Regions from separate parts of the Homo sapiens genome. Here all the other regions are linked to region 2. A link is an interaction called in ENCODE POLR2A ChIA-PET data of the cell type or tissue named here. Cell type or tissue: MCF 10A. All regions are shown on one strand. Region 1 has its middle 37 kb from the start of NCOA3. Region 2 overlaps LINC01754 (long intergenic non-protein coding RNA 1754). Region 3 has its middle 45 kb from the start of NCOA3.

Evidence for each region. Peaks named below come from ENCODE experiments on the same cell type or tissue, not always from the same donor. Only the 100,000 strongest peaks of a DNase experiment are listed, where the experiment ranks them.
Region 1: POLR2A ChIA-PET joins it to region 2 with 20 read pairs; 11 of 35 experiments call an interaction of 5 or more read pairs at or near these places.
Region 3: POLR2A ChIA-PET joins it to region 2 with 78 read pairs; 11 of 35 experiments call an interaction of 5 or more read pairs at or near these places.

What each region holds. Positions count from the first base shown.
Region 1 is chr20:47,462,610-47,467,609 of GRCh38, forward strand. No RefSeq gene overlaps it. Among named protein-coding and RNA genes, the nearest start is that of NCOA3, 37 kb to the right of the region's middle. RefSeq lists a silencer at 1,856-2,150. In MCF 10A, no CTCF peak of the experiment used is centred here; DNase peaks (open chromatin) are centred at 1,072, 1,982 and 2,422.
Region 2 is chr20:47,389,722-47,394,721 of GRCh38, forward strand. The region is part of intron 2 of LINC01754 (long intergenic non-protein coding RNA 1754); the gene reads right to left. Among named protein-coding and RNA genes, the nearest start is that of LINC01754, 20 kb to the right of the region's middle. RefSeq lists enhancers at 2,297-2,426, 2,597-2,786, 3,047-3,096. In MCF 10A, no CTCF peak of the experiment used is centred here; DNase peaks (open chromatin) are centred at 510, 2,510 and 3,150.
Region 3 is chr20:47,454,870-47,459,869 of GRCh38, forward strand. No RefSeq gene overlaps it. Among named protein-coding and RNA genes, the nearest start is that of NCOA3, 45 kb to the right of the region's middle. In MCF 10A, no CTCF peak of the experiment used is centred here; DNase peaks (open chromatin) are centred at 592 and 2,742.

The sequences.
Region 1 (5,000 bases), 73 kb after region 2:
GAATCACTTGAACCAGGAGGCGGAGTTTGCAGTTAGCTGAAATCATGCCACTGCCTGGGCGACACAGCGAGACTGTCACAAAAAACAAAGAAACAAACAAACAAATGCCTTTTTTAGGAATGAGGAAGACACAGAGAGTTCATACATGTGCCCAAGGCCACATTAAGCTCCTAACTGCTATAAACTAGCTGCCTAAATAGAAAGAATGTTCTAGAAGGACAGAGCAGAAAGGCTCAGAGTGGTTACCTCTGAAGAAGGGTGAAGGAAAGGGTACAAGGAGAAGGCTGGGTGTGGTGGATCATGCTCATAATCCTAGCACCTTGGGAGGCTGAGGCAGGCAGATCGCTTGAGGCCAGGAGTTTGAGACCATCCTGGGCAACACAGCAAGACTCTCTAAAAAATAAATAAATGCTAGCCAGGCGTGGTGGCGCATGCCTGTAATCCCAGCTACTCAGGAGGCTGAGTCAGGAGAATTGCTTGAACCCAGGAGGCGGAGGTTGCAGTGAGCCGAGATTGCACCATTGCACTCCCGCCTAGGCAACAAGAGCGAAACTCCGTCTCAAAAAATAAAAAATAAAAATAAATAAATAAATAAATACAACTTAAAAATAATATAGGTTAACTATAATACCTAATAAAGTTTGACATTTACCTACTGCTGACCCAGTAATTCCACTCTTGGATTAAGAGAAATGTGTGCCCATGTCCATAAAAATACTTGTTCCAGGCCAGGTGTGGTGGCTCATGCCTGTAATCCTAGCACTTTGGGAGGCTGAGGAGGGCGGATCACCTGAGGAAAAAAATTAGCTGGGCGTGGTGGTGCGCGCCTGTAGTCCCAGCTACTCAGGAGGCTGAGGTAAGAGAATCGCTTGAACCCAGGAGGTGGAGGTTGCAGTGAGCTGAGATCTTGCCATTGCACTCCAGCCTGGGCAACAGGGCAAGATTCCATCTCAAAAAAAAAGAAAAAAAAATTTGTTCCAGAATGTTCATAGAAGCTTGTTTCATAATAGTCCAAACTGGAAACAACCAAGTGCCCGACAACAAGAGGGTAAACAAATGATGGTATGGTCCCAAAATGGAATTCTACTCAACAACAGCCAGGAAAGAATTACTGGGGCATCCAGCGTGACTCAATCTGAAAAGCATTATTTGAGTGAAAGAAGCCAGATACATGAGTTCATGCCGGATGCAGTGGCTCACGCCTGTCATCCCAGCACTTTGGGAAGCTGAGGCAGGTGGATCATTTGAGGTCAGGGGTTTGAGACCAGCCTGGCCAACATGGTGAGACCATGTTCCTACAAAAAATAAAAAAATTAGCCAGGCGTGGTGGCGGACACCTGTAATCCCAGCTACTTGGGAGGCTGAGGCAGGAGAATCCCTTGAACAAGGGAGGCGGAGGTTGCAGTGAGCCAAGATCATGCCTCTGCACTCCAGCCTGGGTGACAGAGCGAGACTCTGTTTCAAAAAAGAAAAAAAAGAGTTCATTCTGTATGATTCCATTTATGTGGAGTCTAAGAATAGAGAAAACTAAGGGTGATAAAGGTCAGGATAGTGGTTATCTTGTTTTGGGAAGGGGCAAGAGGGAACTTTCTGGGGGATGGAAATGTTCTGTGTCCTAGGGGATGTTTGGCACTGTCTGGAGAGGTTTTTGATTGTCACAACTGGTGGTGGGGGTGCTACTGGCATTTAGTGGGTAGAGGCCAGAGATGCTGCTAAACTGAATCTTACAATGCACAGGATTACCCCAAAACAATTATCTGGCCGGAAATGTCAATCGGGCTGAGAGTGAGAAATTTTGGTATATGATTTAAATTGCTTAAACACGATCAAGGCATTTCTGCATCCTTGTGGGCATTTGCCATTACTACAGGCAATATTTGAGTGACGGAGACGGCTAGTTATCCTTAGGATATAGAGTTGTCATTGGAAAGCAGCCAGGGACAATATTTCCCAATCCCCTTTGCATCTGGGTACAGCCTGTGATTCATTCTGCAAATAGAATGTGAGCAAAAGCAATGTGTATTAGCTCTGCACAAAGCAGTTGAGAAACATGTGCGCCTTTTCCATTCTCCTTCCCCTGCCACCACTGGATGCAGACATCAACGATGAGGCCCCAGGGATGGAGGAAAGCTGTCAGTCAACTGGCAATGCAGCGCTAGAGGAGATAAACTTCTATTATGCAAGCCTCTGAAATGTGAGCGTTATTTGTTACAGTGGCTAGCGTTACTCTAATAGAGTATTCAACAAAAAAAATATAGTCTTTGAAGGGCAGGTCTCCCAAACTGATATATTAAGGGGCAGTTAATCTCACTTGTAAATTCTCTGAGAGCAGGGATCATGTGCTACACATTTTCTTAATCTTCGATAATGCTAAGTACCATGTTGAGCAAATGACATGTTTCTTTCTCTCTCCTTCCACCCCCGCCCCCAAAGTCCTATGACTTCCTGGGTTGGAAGAGAATGTAAGTGTTCTTTTGTAATCTTTCCAGGACACCATTAATGGAACCACAGAACACCAACTTTCACACTCTAATTCCATGTGTTTTGGAATAAGATTTACTTTGCCCCATGCTCCAGAGTTGGGTCCTGATTGGCTTACATCAATCAAAGTCTTTTCTTTACCCTGGCCTTCCCACTCTGTCACCCAGGTTGGAGTGGCACAATCTCGGCTCACTGCAACCTCTGCCTCCTAGGTTCAAGTGATTCTCCTGCTTCAGCCTCCTGAGTAGCTGGGATTACAGGCACATGCCACCACGCCAGGCTAATTTTTTGTATTTTTTTAGTAGAGACAGGCTTTCACCATGTTGGTCAGGCTGGTCTCAAACTCCTGACCTCAGTTGATCCGCCCGCCTTGGCCTCCCAAAGTGCTGGGACTATAGGCGTGAGCCACCACGCCCGGCCTCCCTGGTCTTCTTGTTAGGGTTCGCAGATGAACACATCACTGAGTGAGAGGCAATGAGATCCAAGGTTTTATCTGGGACTCCGGAAGGGAAGCAGTTTCTTCCCTTTCAAGAGAAAGCCCTGAGCATATGCTTTTCTCCTGTGTGGTGGTGTCGGTTTGGGAGGCTTCAGTTACTACAGTAACTTTGCCACCAAGAGAGCAACTCTTTCAAGTTGTCAAGGATCCATAGGTATAGATAGTTCTCAGGGGCTCAAATATTGTCAGAACCTAAATTCTTTCTCTGCCTCTCTTAGTGTGTTAGATATTCTCACTCGTGATGCCACGATAATGCCCACAATTTCAGACATTCAAGTCATAACAACACGTTTCTGTTAATGAGAAAAACCTTTCCCAGCGTGCAGCGGAGTTTTTTTCTTGTCTTATTGGCTAGAGGGCATCACGTGATAAGCCTAAACCAACCACTGACAAGTGGTCTGGATCACCGTGATTGGTTCATATGTATTCCTCAGGCTGGGGTTGGGACTGGGATCCATCTCCCTGGAAGCACATGGCCAGCAGGAGAGGGGTGGACATCTGGTCCCAACCAGAATTCTCATTTAAAAAGGAAGAAAAGTTTTTGAGTAGGCCAACAATAATGTCTGCTATGTATCCTGCCATTTGTGGTGGTATATTTATCAGTCAATTGCAAGTAACAAAAAACCAAAAAGAAAAAAGATGTTAGGGAGAAATGTATTGGCTGGCACAACTCAAAAGTTCAGAGTTTCCCAGCTTCAGGCATGGCTGGATCTGAGCAACAAGGTCATAATTATTTGGTCTCTGTTTTTATTGCTCATCTCCGCTTTATTCTCAGGCAGAATCTTACCGAGTGGTGGCTCCAGCAACTACAGACTTACTTCCTACCAAGTTAGCAATTCCAGAGGAATCTTTTAGGCAACTGTTGCAACAAAAGTTTAAGAACTGAGCCTCAAAGACTTGGCTTGGATCACAACCCCATTCTTGAACCAATCACTGTACCCAGAAGGAATGAAAAATTCTAACTGGTCAAACCATTTCTTTTTTTTTTTTTTTTTTTTTTTTTTGAGATAGGTCTTTTGCTCTGTTGCCCAGGCTGGAATACATAGCTCACTGTGGCCTCAAACTCTGGGTTCAAGTGATCCTCCCACCTCAGCTTCCCAAGTAGCTGAGATTAGTGGTGTGCACCACCACGTCTAACTAATTTTTTAAATTTTTTGTAGAAACAGGGCCTTTCTATGTTGGAAGAGGGTCAGGCGGGCGACTTGAGAAATCAAGCGCTCTGTTTTACCTGTGATTTGTGTTTCATATGCTGACATACTTCCGGGGTCTTGAGTTCCTTCTCCCGTGATTTTTCACTGGGGATGGGCTGTCTGCACGTGCAATGTGTTTATTGGAGTTGTGTACGTGCTCACTTGAGGCATTCTTCCCTTACCAGTTGAATGTCCCTAGACGGTCATCAGTTAAACTTTGCCATTTTGCCTCTTAATTCCCATGCTTGAGCCCATTTACCCAGTCCTGAGATCTTACTGGGAAGCTGCTGATCACCAGTTTCAGGTTGTTGTTTTTTTTCTGCTTATTGGGAGACTGCCTTTCCCTGGAGTCGGCTGAGACCAATCATTATTTTAGAGAGATAGTTAACAACCGCCTGAGCATCACCTGATGGTCACCTCTGGTCACCTGACATTCCTGGTGTGTGTGTGTTGTGGGGGAACTCTCTCTTGCTCTGTTCATGTCTGACTAGCTACCTACTGTAACAGCTGCACCACTGCATTCCAGCCTGGGTGACAGAGCGAGACGCTGTCTCAAAAAAAAAAAAAGGTGATTTGTGGCGATGGCAAAAATCTCAAAGGCGTTACATGAGTCACTGAAATTTGGGGAACTCTGATAGACCCAGGTTCTATCCTGGACTTTATTTGGCTGAACCAAACTGAACAAAAATTCCCTTGCATGAAAACTGGTGCTGGAGGAATATTTTCTTTGATTGATTGATTGAGGCAGGGTCTCACTGTCACCCAGGCTGGCATTGAGTGATGGAATCACGGCTCACTGCAGCCTCAACTTCCCGGCCTCAGGTGATCCTCCT
Region 2 (5,000 bases):
ATTTGTTTGTAGAGATGGGGGTCTCCCTGTGTTGCCCAGGCTGGTCCTGAACTCCTGAGCTCAAGCAATCCTCTGGCCTCAGCCTCCCAAAGAGTTGGGATTACAGGTATGAGTCACTGTGCCTGGCCCCAGACTCTCTTCAGTGGCCTCCAAGTTCCTCCATGATCTTTTCCTGGCCTCTGATTTCATCTCATACATTCTCTGCCTTCTTCATCATTTTGTTCTCCAAGAGTCTATCCCCTGCCACGCCCACACCACCCCCACCACTGGCACCTCTTGAATTTCTCAAACTAAGATTCCTTTCCAATGGCATATTGCGTGGGATTCTCTCTTCCAGTATCTGCACATGGCCAGTTTCTTTTCATCCATCTCAACTTAAACATCACAGGTAGATGCTTTTGTGCAAACACAACCTCCCTGTCCACTCTGCCCCACATCCACATGTGGCCTTGTCATGTGGCCACGCCTAGCTGCAAAGAAAGCTGGGAAATGTAATACTTAATTGGGCAGCTCTGTGCTTCCTTTTAGTCACATCCCCCAAGGGCAGCACTATCTTGATTACTCACCGTGACATGCGATTTACATTTACACAAATAGCCTCCGGTTTTTTTTTTTTTTTTTTTTTTTTTTTTTGAGACGGAGTCTCGCTCTGTCGCCCAGGCCGGACTGCGGACTGCAGTGGCGCAATCTCGGCTCACTGCAAGCTCCGCTTCCCGGGTTCACGCCATTCTCCTGCCTCAGCCTCCCGAGTAGCTGGGACTACAGGCACCCGCCACCGCGCCCGGCTAATTTTTTGTATTTTTAGTAGAGACGGGGTTTCACCTTGTTAGCCAGGATGGTCTCGATCTCCTGACCTCATGATCCACCCGCCTCGGCCTCCCAAAGTGCTGGGATTACAGGCGTGAGCCACCGCGCCCGGCCGCCTCCTGTTTTTTTTTTGAGACGAGTCTCGCTCTGTTGCCCAGGCTGGAGTGCAGTGGCGCGATCTTGGCTCACTGCAAGCTCCGCCTCTCAGGTTCAAGCCATTCTCCTGCCTCAGCCTCCCGAGTAGATGGGACTACAGGCGCCCACCACCACGCCCGGCTAATTTCTTTTTTTCATTTTTAGTAGAGATGGGGTTTCTCCATGTTAGCCAGGATGGTCTCGATCTCCAGACCTCATGATCCACCCGCCTCGGCCTCCCAAAGTGCTGGGATTACAGGCGTGAGCCACCACGCCCAGCCAGCCTCCTGTTATTTATACTTACTCTTCACTCTGTTTTGAATATCTCTTTTACTCCAATGCTGATGAGTTCCTGTCACCTGGATTCCAGGACTTGCCTCAGATCCTAGCCTTCCAGAAGCCTAGTTTCAGCCTTTTTTTTTTTTGAGACGGAGTCTCACTCTGTCGCCCAGGCTGGAATGCAATGGTGTGATCTCGGCTCATTGCAACCTCTGCCTCCCAGGTTTAAGCAATCCTCCTGCCTCAGCCTCCCTAGTAGCTGGGATTACAGGCGTGCACCACCACGCCCAGCTAATTTTTGTATTTTTAGTAGAGACAGCGTTTCGCCATATTGGCCAGGCTGGTCTCAAACTCCTGACCTCAGGTGATCCGCCCATCTTGGCTTCCCAAAGTGCTGGGATTACAGGGATGAGCCACCACACAAGGCCTCCAGCCTTTCTTTTGAGTCAATAAGCTACACCATATTCTACCAATATTTTTACTTGAGTCAGCAGTGGTTTCCTACACCTGCAACTCAAGAACTCTAAGGGTTACTGCCTCCATTGTTTGTTAAGGCACCACAAGACTTTGCTGAACTGTACATAATGCTTTAGGTCAATAAAATAATCATCATCATAATGACAACTGAGGAGAAAGTCATGATAATATCAACCTATTGAGCACTATGGTTTTTTTGTTTTATTTTGTTGAGACAGGGTCTCTGTCACCTAGATTGGAATACAGTGGTGTGATATTAGCTCACTACAACCTCTGGCTCTTGAGCTCAAGCCATCCTCCTGCCTCAGCCTCCCGAGTAGCTGGGACTATAGGCACGTGCCACCATGCCCCGCTAATTTTTTTTTTTTTTTAAGTAGAGACGAGGTCTTGCTATGTTGCCCAGGCTGGTGTCGAACTCCTGGGCTCAAGCTGGGCTCAAGCTATCCTCCTGTCTCAGCCTCCCAGTGAGCACTATATTAGTTAGCACATAGATTCTGTACAAAGATCAAGAGAGAACAGTCTACTTTATTTCCCATTTAGTAGTCCATCTATAAGGGGTTGAGAGCTATTTGGGTGGCTTCCTGTTCTCTGGCTGGGCCCCAGGCTCCTCCTATCTTGTTGCTCAGTGTCCTCAACACATGGCTTCCACCTTAGGGACCAAGAGAGTCACTCCAGCTCCTGCAGGAAAGAAAGGAAGAGAGAGGGAGGGCACTCTCTTTTCCATTTATGGTCTTGGTCCAGGAAGTTGCCTGCATTACTTCTGTTCCCATCCCATTGGCCAGAACCTTGTCATGTGGCCACGCCTAGTTGCAAAGAAAGCTGGGAAATGTATTATTTAATTGGGCAGCTCTGTGCTTCCTTTTAGTCACATCCCCCAAGGGCAACGCTATCTTGATTACTCACCATGACATGCGTTTTACATTTACACAAATAGCCTCCTGTTACAGAGTTCTTTGGTTTTTGTTTTCACTCTGTTTTGAAGATCTCAACACGGGTCTCTGTAAATATCTAGTCCATTTCTTCGGCTTCCCCATCTTCTGTGCATTCACCACATTTTACCAAAGTACTCTCCTAGCAATGGCCCCCATATGGCCGCCTCCACACACATCACTGCCTCTTCTCCCCAGGAAGGAGATGCCGGGGCATAGGCTATGTGGGTGCAAAACACTGCCAGGTTGCTCTCCCACATAGCAGCTGCCAGCCCACACTCCTGCCAGGTGCATGTGGGGGTTCTATAGTCCCATAAAAGGTATTTTATTCATTTTTGTCATGTCTATAGTTGGACATCTGTTGTTTTTTGCATGGCCAGCATCCATTCTTCTTTTTTTGGTCACTGTGCCCTAGCATTCTTTTGGGAAACTACCTTTTCCGTCATTCTCAATCCACGTGATTCAGATGGGACTGAATCTCTTACTTACTGGTGTGACCAGGTGATGACACACTGGCCAACAACCATCTAGCACCTCCCAATCAATCCAGTGAAGGCATGTGACTCAAACTGAATCAAATTAGAGCCAGGTCAGGACTCTCACTGGAACTGTTGGGAAAAGGGCTTTCCCTTTCTCTGTGGGTGGTTAAGCTAGAGTGGGTAGAGGCCAAGACTGCTATGATCTCAGGGTAGAAGCTACCTGAGGGTGAAGCAGGCCTCCACAGAAGAAAGTATAGCTGAGAGATGAAGAGTGAGGGTAATTCTCATACTGTGAGAACCAACCATGCCTGAAGGCGACTTGCACTAGAGCTTTTATAAGTTACATAAGTTTCATAGAGTTACATAAGCCAATAAATTCCTTATTTATTTATTGAGACAGAGTCTCATTCTGTCGTTTACACTGGAGTGCAGTGGTACAATCTCAGCTCACTGCAACTTCTGCCTCCCAGGTTCAAGTGATTCTCCTACCTCAGCCTCCCAAGTAGCTGGGATTACAGGTGTGTACCACCATGTCCAGATAATTTTTTTATTTTCAGTAGAGACGGGGTTTCGCCACGTTGGCCAGGCTGGTCTCACACTCCTGGCCTCAAGTGATCCACCTGCCTCGGCCTCCCAAAGTGCTGGATCACAGGCGTGAGCCACCATACCCAGCCAAATTCTTTTTTACACAAGCCAATTTGAGTTGGGCTTAGGTCACTCAAAAGAAGTCAGACTAACCCCACCCATCCTGGTGCTAGGCATACAGTAGGTCATAGGACAAATGTTTGTTTTTTCTTTTTTTGGTAAAGAAAGGCAGACTTATTAGAGAAAGTATGAAGATACACTGCATGAAAGCAAAGGGCAGCACAGCAGAGAAGGGGCTGTCTGCAAATGTTTGTTGAATGAATGAATGAGCCCATGTGTGGGAATAAATGAGACATGACAGACAGCTACCCAGTGATGTGTAAATATCCACAGTGAGTTATCCAGGAGTTCAGGTGAGGAGCACAGGCTTACTTATTTTGCTAAATATGAATTCTAAGGCTAAACAAGACACATGTGAGCTCATTCACTCATTGCACTCCAGTTTTGTTCCTTTTGCTTTCAGATAATCAGATCACGACAGGCGCCGGCCATCACACCTGGCTTATTCTTGTATTTTTAGTAGAGATAAGGTTTCATCATGTTGGCCAGGCTGGTCTCGAACTCCTGACCTTAGGTGATCTGCCTGCCTCGGCCTCCCTAAAGTGTTAGGATTACAGGTGTGAGCCACCACGCCTGGCTCTAAAAGGGTATCTTTTTTTTTTGAGGTGGAGTTTTGCTGTTGTCACCCAGGCTGGAGTGCAATGGCATGATTTCAGCTCACTGCAACTTCCACCTGCCAGGTTCAAGTGATTCTCCTGCCTCAGCCTCTCGAGTAGCTGGAACTACAGGCACACGCCACCACGCCTGGCTAATTTTTGTGTTTTTAGTAGAGACAAGGTTTCAATGTGTTGGCCAGGCTGATCTTGAACTCCTGACTTCAAGTAACCTGGCTGTCTCGGCCTCCCAAAGTGCTGGGATTACAGACGTGAACCACTGCACCCAGCCAAGAGGGTATCTTAAGACCCCACTACATTCCCCCTAGAGGAATAGAGACTAGATAGGCACCACAGGACCCTCTATTCTGCAATTTTCTAGGTATGTTTTATTTTGAGCTGATTTTTATGAAAAGTGAGTACTGAGAAATCCTGAGTGTGGATATTAATCCCATACATCTTACAATGATTTAAATTAAAATTAAATTTGAATTTTTTTGGTCTTTTACTTGAGTATTTGTAAAAAGTAATAAATGTATTTCATTTTAAAATTACCAGTGTTCAGTCCAGGTGCAGTGGCTCACACCTGTAATCCC
Region 3 (5,000 bases), 65 kb after region 2:
TTTGTAGAGACAGGGTCTCACATGTTGCCCAGGCTAATCTCGAACCCCTGGCCTCAAGCAGTCTTTCCACCTCGGCCTCCCAAAGTTCTGGGATTATAGGCATGAGCCACTACACCTGGCCTAAACATTCACTTTTATACCTAATTTTGTACTTAAATTTTGTATTTGTTTTAAAGAAGGCTCCCCCAAATTGTCTAAGCTTCAGGTACCACAAAACCTGGATCCATCCCTGGTCCTAAGACAGGTCTTCAGTTTTTTGTGACAGTGGGTGTTAGAGATTTTGTACAAAAGTTCAGAAGCTGGACTCAGCCCAGCGAAAAGGTTTGTTGATCTGCCTGGGGGAAGGTGTGGATTTCAGCCCATCCCTGTATGCCTTCACTCAATACTCCTTTGAAAGCATAAGCTGCTGGAATTAAACCAGTGGTTTTGATGTGCTTGGAGCTGAAGATAAAGTCCTGTTTGCACACTGTAATGGTGTATTTAAACATTTTGACAATTATCAGGTGAAATCTTTGGCTGTTATTGACTCCGCTCCTCTGTAAGTGATTGTGTGCGGCAGGAGAGTCTCTCCACCACATGACTGGGCCCTCACTTACAGGTTAATTGACTTGTTTGGTCGCTTTCTTCTTAAGCCACAGGAGTGGTGAAATGCAATTTTTTTCTTGTGTTCTTTCGTAACACACCAAGACAAACAAAGCTGAGTTTTAAATCCTGTTGCATTTATTAACTTTTGAGGGTCTAGCTATGAGTTTTCAGAAACAACAACCAACCACCAGCTCTTCTGATCTTGGTTTGAATCTCTATGATCTGAGATAAATTAGGTTCCCCCCAAAAAAACACACCCCCACCCCAAGTTGGACACTGAATGATGTATTGGGAATTTGTTTGATACAATAAATGTCCACTATTTATTTATTTATTTTTTGAGATGGGGTGTCTGTCACCCAGGCTGGAGGGCAGTGGTGTGATCTCAACTCACTGCAACCTCCACTTCCCAGTCTCAAGTGATCCTCCCACCTTAGCCTCCCGAGTAGCTGGGGCTACAGGCCTGTACCACCATGCCTGACTAATTTTTTGTAGAGGCGGGGTTTCACCATGTTGCTCAGGCTGTCTTCAACTCCTGGATTCAAGGGATCTCCCCCCAACCCCTGAGATGGCATCTTGTTCTGTCACCCAGGCTGGAGTGCAGTGGCACCATCTCAGCTCCCTGCAACCTCCGCCTCCCAGGTTCAAGTGACTTTCCTGCCTCAGCCTCCCAAGGAGCCGAGATAACAGGCATGCAGCATCATGCCTGGCTAATTTTTGTATTTTTATTAGAGACGAGCTTTCACCTTGTTAGCCAGGCTGGTCTTAAACTCCTGACCTCAAGTGATCTGCCTGCCTCGACCTGCCAAAGTGCTGGGATTACAGGCCTGGACTCAAGGGATCTGCCCATCTCAGCCTCCAAAAGTGCTGGGATTCCTGGCGTCAGCCGCTGGGCCTGGCCTATTATTTCTTATGAGTCTTTGGGTGGTTGCATGGCCCTTCTGTTGGTCTCACCTGGGTTTGCTCATGAAGCTGCACGTGGCTGAAGGCTCAGCCGGGACAGCCAGGTGGCTAAGTCTCTCTCATTCTGTGGGTTTTCTTTCAGAGTTTCTTCTGGTGTGGTGGTCTTGGGGCAGAGTTCCAAAAGAGTGAAAATGGAAGCTGCAAAGTTTTTCAAGGTATAAGCTCTAGACGTGTGCAGCGTCTCTTCTGCCCCACTATGTGGTTAATGTAGGTCCCAAGAAGCTCCACGTGGGTTTAAATCATGTTGGTCTTTTCAGGGCTGTATCCTCAGTATCTAGAATAGAGCCTGGTACATAGAATATTTATTGATGCAACTGAGATTATCATAGTGTATTTTTCTGTGAGCACAGCAGCTTATTCACAGCAGCAGTTTCCTAAATGGTGGCTATTTTATTATAGCTTTCCTAGGGGAGACACATAATGTAAATTTTCTGTTATTTCTTTTCTTTTTTTTTTTTTTGAGACAGAGTCTCGCTTAGTCCCCCAGGCTGGAGTGCAGTGGTGCGATCTCAGCTCACTGCAACCTCCGCCTCCCAGGTTCCAGTGATTCTCCTGCCTCAGCCTCCCGAGTAGCTGGGACTGCAGGCACCGGCCACCACACCCAGCTAATTTTTGTATTTTTAGTAAAGATGAGGGTTTCACTATGTTGACCAGGCTGGTCTCCAACTCCTGACCTCAAGTAATCCACCCGCCTCAGCCTCCGAAAATGCTGGGGTTACAGGTGTGAGCCACTGCGCCCGGCCTCAGTTATCTGCTATTTCTAGGAATACTTTAGGTTGGCACAGAATGAACACTGATCTTAACTGCTTTCCCCAACCTTCCCCCAATTCGCTGTTATCTGATACTCAGTAAACTGCCAGAGATGCATTACCAAAATAATATGGAGGTGGTCAAAATCATCATGAAGAATGTAGACATGGAATCTGTTTGCCTGCGTTCAAATCCCGGCCCCACCTCTTACTCGCTGTGAGACCTTGGATGAGTCATTTAAACGCTCTATGCTTTTGTTTCCTCATCTGTAAAATAGGCTTAATAATTGTACGTATTTCCTGAGATTGATAAAAATTAAATGGGTTAATATTTGTCAAGTGCTAACAAGAGAGGTTGGCATGCAGTCACTGTTATGTAAGAGTTAACTATCATTATAAGTAACGCACAGGCCCTGACTTTGAGTTTCCAATGAGTCACTTTCTTCAGATACCACAAAAACTTTTGGGAGATATTGTTCTCTGCCTCATCTGACAGTCTTCTGGGAATTAGGAAGCCATCAAGATGAACTCTGAGCAAGAGTGAAAGCAGTTCATGACTGGATAGCTTTAATTCACCTGCTTCTAATTTCATCCATGGTGTATAGATTGTTAACTGTGGTTTTCTATCAATAGATATGAATTAGAATGCCTTTTATGGAGAAGTCAGCTTTACAGACTTAAATAGAAAAATAAGGCTGGATGTGGCGGCTCAGGCCTGTAATCCCAGCATTTTGGGAGGCCGAGGTGGGTGGATCATTTGAGGTCAGGAGTTCCAGACCAGTCTGACCAACATAGTGAAACACATCTCTACTAAAAACACAAAAATTAGCCAGGTGTGGTGGCACGTGCCTGTAATCCCAGCTACTTGGGAGGCTGAGGCAGGAGAATTGTTTGAACCTGGGAGACAGAGGTGGCAGTGAGCCAAGATCATGCCACTGCACTCCAGCCTGGGTGACAGAGCAAGACTCTGTCTCAAAAAAAAAAAAAAAAAAAAAAAAAGAAAGAAAGAAAGAAAAAGGAAAAATTATAGCAGGAGCTTTCCTTTATTGATTATTATTATTTCATTATGAAAAAATCTAACATACAAAAGGAGAGAAAATAGTATCATCATCTCCCTTGTCCATTATCTGGTTTCTACAATTATCAGCTCAAGTGGGCACAGTGGCTCATATCTGCAATCCCACTGCTTTGGTAGGTTGAGGCAGGAGGATAATTTGAGCCCAGGGGTTAAAGACCAGCCTGGGCAACATGGCAAGACCCTGTCTCTACAAAAAATTTAAAAATTATCTGGGTGGGCCAGGCACGGTGGCTCACGCCTGTAATCACAGCACTTTAGGAGGTCGAGACAGCTGGATTACTTGAGCTCAGGAGTTTGAGACCAGCCTGGGCAACATAGTAAAACCCCATCTCTACCAAAGATACAAAAATTAGCCAGGTGTGGTCGCACACGTCTGTGGTCCTAGCTACTTGGGAGGCTGAGGCAGGAGGATCACTTGAGCCTGGGAGGCAGAGGTTGCAGTGAGCCAAGATTGCGCCACTGCACTCCAACCTGGGTGCACACCATCCAAAAAAAAAAAAAAATCAGCTGGGCATGGTGGCACACACCTGTAGTCTCAGCTACTCAGGAGGCTGAAGCAGGATGGGGATCACTTGAGCCCAGAAGTTGGAAGCTGCAATGAGCTATGATCCCACCACTGCATTCCAGCCTGGGCAACAAAGCAAGATCCCGTCTCTAAAAGAAAAATAAAAACATAAAAAAGATATTGACAATTAGCAATTTAGGGGCAATCCTGCTTCATCTTTCCCTCCACTCTTGTTCCTGCTGCTTGGATTACTTTGATGCAAATCTCAGCTATCACACCACTCTGTGGATACTTCCGTGTGTATCTCTAAAAAATAAAGACTCGACTTTGGTCATAATCACAATTCTAATATCATACATTTTAAAAGTTAACAATGGCCGGGCGCGGTGGCTCAAGCCTGTAATCCCAGTGCTTTGGGAGCCCAAGGTCGGCGTCAGGAGCTGGATGTGGTGGTGTGTGCCTGTAATCCCAGCTACTCAGGAGGCGGAGGCAGGAGAATTGCTTGACCCGGGAGGCAGAGGTTGCAGTGAGCTGAGATTGTGCCACTGCACTCCAGCCTGGGCTACAGAGCAAGACTCTGTCTCAAAAAAAAAAAAAAAAAATTAACAATAATTCCTAATGTCATCAAATATGCAGGTACTTGATATATTCAAATTTCCCAGCTGAGAGCATTTCTTTGCTGAACTCTTTGTACCCTGTAACATTGGGACTCACTCCCTGACGTCCAGCGATTGGATGCTGTGTCAGAGAACACAAGGAACAGTAGAGCCTGTGTTTACCTTTATTTATCAATGCAATTTTTCAACAATTTATGAGAACAGTTGCCAGAAAATTATGCGGCACATAGACAGTGTTATAGTTAATCTACTGGCTAAGGGATGCCCAGGTAGCTGGTAAAACATTTCCAGGAGGGTGTTTCCAGAAGGGATTAGCATTTGAAACAATAGACTGAGTAAAGAAGAACCTTGCTCGCCAGCATGCATGGACATCACCCAATCCTTGAGGGTCTGAATTGAAGAAAAAGGCAGAGGGAGGATGAATTCTCTCTCTGTTTCAGCTGAGACATCCACCTTCTCCTGCCATTGGACATCTCGGGCCTTCTGACTTGGACCAGGACAGA